Linked DNA regions of Mus musculus: region 1 is linked to region 2. The links are chromatin contacts, found by Hi-C or POLR2A ChIA-PET in ENCODE. All regions are on one chromosome and are shown on one strand. Each heading gives the region's core, a stretch centred on a gene start or an enhancer-like site at or near the end of the contact. The rest is flanking DNA. Distances are from core to core; before and after follow the strand shown.

Evidence for each region. A loop is a pair of places that touch in the nucleus more often than their neighbours do. ChIA-PET counts read pairs that join two places held with the same protein, here RNA polymerase II (POLR2A).
Region 1: a loop to region 2 is called in a map of left cerebral cortex, with 7 times the contacts of the local background. The contact joins the enhancer-like site here to the promoter of Nlgn3 in region 2. A Hi-C loop is called at or near these places in 3 of 37 maps with a recorded cell type or tissue (all left cerebral cortex). POLR2A ChIA-PET finds 5 or more read pairs at or near these places in 1 of 5 experiments (Patski).

What each region holds. Positions count from the first base shown.
Region 1 is chrX:101,330,951-101,333,920 of GRCm38, forward strand. No RefSeq gene overlaps it. Among named protein-coding and RNA genes, the nearest start is that of Gm31385, 5.7 kb to the right of the region's middle. Within about 2 kb of position 1,526, at least 1 of the 3 ENCODE cell types and tissues checked has a DNase peak (open chromatin) inside an H3K27ac peak, as active enhancers do.
Region 2 is chrX:101,297,852-101,300,571 of GRCm38, forward strand. Nlgn3 (neuroligin 3) reads left to right here and starts at 1,328. Exons shown (of 7, transcript NM_172932.4): 1 at 1,328-1,445. It overlaps Med12 (mediator complex subunit 12), which reads left to right. Exons shown (of 45, transcript NM_021521.2): 45 at 1-1,083.

The sequences.
Region 1 (2,970 bases), core at 276-2,775, 33 kb after region 2:
TTAAGGACTGCAGATATTGATGAGATTATTGATGGAGAGGGTACATAATTGCAGAGGGAAATGAAAATAGCAGAAAGAACAAAAAAGAGAGAGAGAGAGAGCCATCTTTACGGTGTTTTGATTCCTAGAAAGCTGCTTTTTTATTTGCATAGGCTCCAACTCTTCCCTGGTTCCCACAAAACGGGGGTCCATGAGTAAAGGCCCTTTAACCATACTCGCCAAGATGTGGACAAGTCCCTTTTTATCTTTCAGTTAAGATACTTTTCAAGCCTGGTGTGGTGGCACATACCTTAAATCCCATCACTCAGGAGGCTGAGACAGGCTGCTCTCTGTGAGAGGCCAACCTGGTTTACAAAGTGAATTCCAGGACATTGAGAGCTGTGCAATAAAGAAAACCATGTCTCAAAAAATGTTTCTTTTGGTTTTTCAAGACAGGCTTTCTCTGTGTAGCCCTAGCTGTCCTAGAACCCTCTGTAGACCATGCTGGCTTGGAACTCAAGAGATCCACCTGCTTCTGCCCCCACCCCTCAGTACTGGGATTAAAGGCGTACGCAGGCGCAGCTCAAAAAGACCCCCCCTTCCCTTTTGAGATAGGGTATCTCCATATTGCCCAGGGTTTCCTGGAAATATGTGGACCAGACTAGCCTCAAACTCACCAAGATCCTCCTGCCTCAGCTTCCTGAGTGCCGAGATTAAAGGTATGGGCTACCAAGCTTGGCAAGGGAACAAGAAAACTTCCCAAGTAATGTTTGTGGGTCACCTCATAAACAACAACACATTTTACACAGATTGACATATTTTATCTTGTAAATTGTAAAGTTTTAAGATTTCTGATCCTGAATTTACATTGAACCTATTCAAGGAACTTAATCAAATCAACTTTTCCAAACTAGAGAGGGCTCAGGCATTGGACCTCACTCACTACCTGGAGCTAAGCCTGGCATGGACCTTTAGGGATTAAGAGTGGTGGGCAGTGAGCAGGGTGTGGTGGCGCACGCCTTTGATCCCAGCACTTGGGAGGCAGAGGCAGGAGAATTTCTGAGTTCGAGGCCAGCCTGGTCTACAGAGTGAGTTCCAGGACAGCCAGGGCTACACGGAGAAACATTGTCTCGAAAAACCAAAAAAAAAAAGGTGGTGGGCAGAATCGGCCTCCCTTCCTGGTCTCCCAAGCCTGTCAAGACCCGGGTGGGTGCTTTTATTTTGTCAAGTGCTGCCCTCCTGTAGTTCCTCCAACCACTCTAGCCCAGGCTTCGTCCACCCCTTTTCAGGCTTGCAGAGGGGGAAAAAAGCCCAGGGAAGACCCCGCCCTTTCCCAGAGCTGTACGATGTGTTTAGAATATGGCTGATAACTAAGACAAATGTGCTTGCGAACTGGAAAAAAAACAACTTGGAATCCTGACAGCTTTCTGAAAATCCGGCCCCATGATGGCCGTCCCTACTCTTTCTTAGCTAGTCTTTCGTTTTAGTGCTCAAAAGTGGCCATGTGACCTTGACGGCAAACGCCATCTTCCTGCCAGGGGGCCCTGCGCGCGTCCGTAGCCTTGGCCGCCGCCAGCGCCCAAGCTTTTCGGATCTCAGCAGCTTTAGACCGCCTCCCAAGACCCCTTTTCCGGTCTGCGAGGCCTGAGAGACTCTCAGATCATTGGTGGAGAAAGTATGATTGACACCATCCCTGTCTAATGACTGGCTACCTCTTTTCCCGGCTCTGATGACTAGTTCCGCTTCCTTTCCCCGAGTCTTTTTGATGACTCATCCCTCTGTCTGCGCTGCGCAAAGTGGCCTTTCCCGGCCCCGCCCCTGCTGCCCGCCACCCTCCGCCCCCGCCAAAGAGAAGGAGCTTCGGGAATTTTATCTGAAGGCGCGCGCGCGCCCGCGCGCCCCCCTTCTCCGCCCCGCCCCCCGCCGCCGCCGCCAGCGTGCGCGCGTGCGTGTGTGTGTGCGTGTGCCTGTATGTGTGTGTGTGTGTGTGTGTGCCTATGTGTGTGTGTGTGCCTATGTGTGTGTGTGTGTGTGTGTGTACTTGAAGCTAAAACACTTATTTCCGCACAGGAAGGAGTCTCATTTCCATATAAGGAGCTTAACCCCTCACTGTCCTTTGAGGTTTCTGTCTTACTTGTTGGAGGCCGGGGAAGGAAAAATGATTGGGAGGGGGACTGCCTCGGCTTCCACTTCAGCCCCAGATCACAGGGGGCTGCCTTTGCTCCAGCTGCCAGCCACTCTGAGGGAGGAGCCTGGAAAGGTGGAGTTAGGTGGAGGCTTTCGGATCATTCTGTAGGTCTCTGGGGACATACGTGTCAATCATATAGGACAACCTTAACAAAGATTGTAATCCTAAAGAGGAATCCAGCCTTCGGTAGATAATGGAGAAAACAGAGAGCCCAGGCAGAGCGAAGAAGCTGCTGGATTCAGATGAAAGGATGGATGTCTACCTGAGCCAGGGGCCCTATGTCATCCATGCTCCTGCGTGCCCTTACAGCATGTTTTCCCCGACTGGGTTAAATGAAGCCAGAAGCTGTGTAAAGGGAGCTGGCTACACTTGTCTCCTTTAGGCTGCTTCCTGTAGTCTCGTTTTGCTTCTTCATGCTCAGACATCACTTCTCCGCCAAGTTTCTTATCCCACAGGTAAAGCTGCCTGAAAGTAGCAGTGTAGCCTAGGGTTTCATAGGCTCTGTGTGCAGTAAACACCCATAAGCCTGAGTATTGCATCAAAGAATGGAGATTTCCGAACCACATACACTGAGGTGTGGTGGTTAGGAGGGGGCTGAGTTTTTATCTTCCATCTCTAGTTCTCCCTGTAGAGGTCCCCTGGCTGAATCCCACCCACCGTTCATTTGCATTGTCCAGGCTCGACCCTCTACCTTCTGCATGGAATAGCCAAGGAACAGGAAAGAGGCAACATGTGTTTTGCCCATGCTGGGGTAAAGGGTCAGTGCAGACACAAATCCTCCTTGGCTTTTGTTTCCGATTTTG
Region 2 (2,720 bases), core at 78-2,577:
TAACTAGAGAACTTCTCTGAAGGGAACATTTCTAAATAGTTGCTGTCTGTGCGCATGAGATGGCATGTGATGTGACAGAAGTTCCGACTAGTTCTAGCAGGAAGAGAGACAAGCAGGATGCCACACCTGTTTCTCCCTGACCTGCTGGAACCCCATGTTTTCATACAACCCACCTTGGCAGTTTCCCAGAGTGACTGTTTCTCACTCTCAACCCAAAATTTCCTTCAGAGTCACTTTTGAAACAAGGGCTGGGCTGGTCTCACCATCTCTGTGGTCTGTTTGCCTTAGGCCCTCAATCCAAGGCTGCGCTGGGGGCCCCAGCTACTTTATGACAATTTCTGCTCAGCTAGGACTAGAAGAAGTCTACATTAGTCTGGTGGTTGGGTGATAACTGGAGGGTACCCCCAGGTTGGGTGATAACTGGAGTATACCCCCAATCTATAATTACACCCTATCACTGGGAGGTGTCAGTTATGCCCTTAAAAGCTTGAGTGCCAACTGATGAATATCCAAGTCATTTTTAAAAATATCTCTGAGCCCACAAAGCCCATCTACATACAGGACTTCCTCAAGTCGTGAGAAAGGAACGGGGCTCCCAGGTATGGTAAAGCCAGCACAACTGAAGCAGTTTTTTTCTTGACTTGCTCTATCCTGGAAGCAGCCCAAGGGGTAGAAGTTTGGCTAGGATAAGGGACGTTCAGCAGGGATTTAATGGTGTATGTGTGCTAGGTCAAGTGGATAGGTGTATTACATATAGAAACTAGATAAAAACATTAGCTATTGGGGTGGGGGTAGAAACCAGAATGGGGCGAGAACTGGTCTTTTGAGACTGAATCCAATCCACCTTGACAGAAGCAGCAGAAGTGAATGACATTGACCTCTGGGAGGTAACAGGATGAGGGAAAAGTGACCCCACTGGTGATTGCACCTTGGGTGGTGCTGGTGCTAAGGAGAGGTGATGCTTGCCAAATGAGGGCTTTGTGGCAAGAAACTGGATCTTCTCCATACAGTGCCTCAGTTTCTCCCTGTATCAAGGTCTCAAGCTTTGCCGATAAAGTTTGGATTTGTTTTCCTGGAAAATCACCTACCTGTCTGATAGCTTGGAATGTGAGGGTGGGGGACAGGAGCAGAGCTTGCCTGACGTGGTGGGTGTGTGTGTGTGTGTGTGTGTGTGTGTGTGTGTGTGTGTGTGTGTGTGTGTGGTGGGGGGATTGGGCCATGCCCCAGGACTTGAGCCATCACTGGCACAAAAGGAGTTAATGCCAGGGACCGCGCCCCCCCCACCCCGTGTCCGGGCACGCGCAGCGCGCCCCCTTGGTGCGCGGGCACAGCAGCCAGGCTGCCGGAGAGCTGATCTCGGAGATTCGGGTGCGGAGCCCTTGGCCTGGAGGCGATATGGGTGGTCCGTGGCCTGGTTCAATCGTTTGCAGCCGCCTAGGGAACAGGTGAGGCCGCCTGCTTCGGTCTCTCATCCTCTAGCTGCCCATACCTTTCCCAATCCTGTCCCCTCCCAATCCCGGGTCCCTCCACCTCCCCGGCCAGTGGCTCCCATCCTTCTCAACCCCGTGTTCTCCATAGGTACCCCTGACCTCCCGGCCCTCCCTCACTTTGCTTCTCTCCTCTACCTCCTCCCTAAATCCTGCATCCCTATCATCCTTCCGCCCATGGTTTCTCTATTTCTATCATCCAGCCTGCATGCTCACCAAAAAATACCCCTAACCAGAGCCCCCAGCCCCATTCAAGGATTGCACATTGCCAATACCCTCTCTCCTGCAGTGCACCCCCACACCCCTTCCATCATAGCATCTTACAGCCAGGTTCCCTCCCCCACTCTCTGCAGCCCCCCCACCCAATGGAGGCCTTTATTCTAGCCTCCCCATTCTAAGGCAATTTCATCCTCTAATATCGTTCCAAACCCACATAGCCCCCAATACTGCAGTTCTCAACACTGATCCATTCCAGCACAATGCCCCTTGCCCAAGACTGCTCCAGCCCCCAAAGTCCCCTTAGATGCCATTCTCATCCCAGCATTGCTGCCTCCCTTGTCTTCTCCCAAATTGCAAGTTGGACCAGAATGGAGATCTTGGCCTTGGGAACTAACTCACAGTGGGTCCTAGGGTACAGAGGGCATTTGGGGGTCGGTTGGTTTGTCTAGGTGTTCACCAGAGGGAGGGGCTGCAGCGAATTGACTCAACAGGGGAATTTGGCATTTGGCGCGGAAGGGTTACGGGAGAGGAAGGCCTCTAGAAAGGGTTAATGGAATTTGTGAGGTGGGGGCAGCATCGAGGGGGTTAATGGGGGGGTGCTGGCGGGGAAGCTGTGTGAATGAGCGGTCTGTGCCCCAGAGTTGCCATGGAGACGGTGAATGGGGGGATTGTGTGAACTCAGCTGCGGACTAACCCCCCCCCCATATACACACCCACCCACTCCCTCCTGCCCCACCTCCCTACTCCTACCCCTTCTTTCCCCTTCCCCTTCCCCTCCACCTCTCCACCCGGGTGCATTCTGGGCAGTGTCTGGGATCTCCCCACCCCATACTTTGCTCCCCATTTCCTCTAAGCCCCCATCCCTTTAGTCACTTTACCCGCCTGCCTGCTTTCCTCCCCATCTTTCTCTGTCTCTTGTCTCTCCCTCCTTCTCTGTCTCTGTCTCTCTCTGTCTCTCCCTCCCTGTCTCTGTCTTTCTCTGTCTCTCTTTCACACACACACACACACACACAC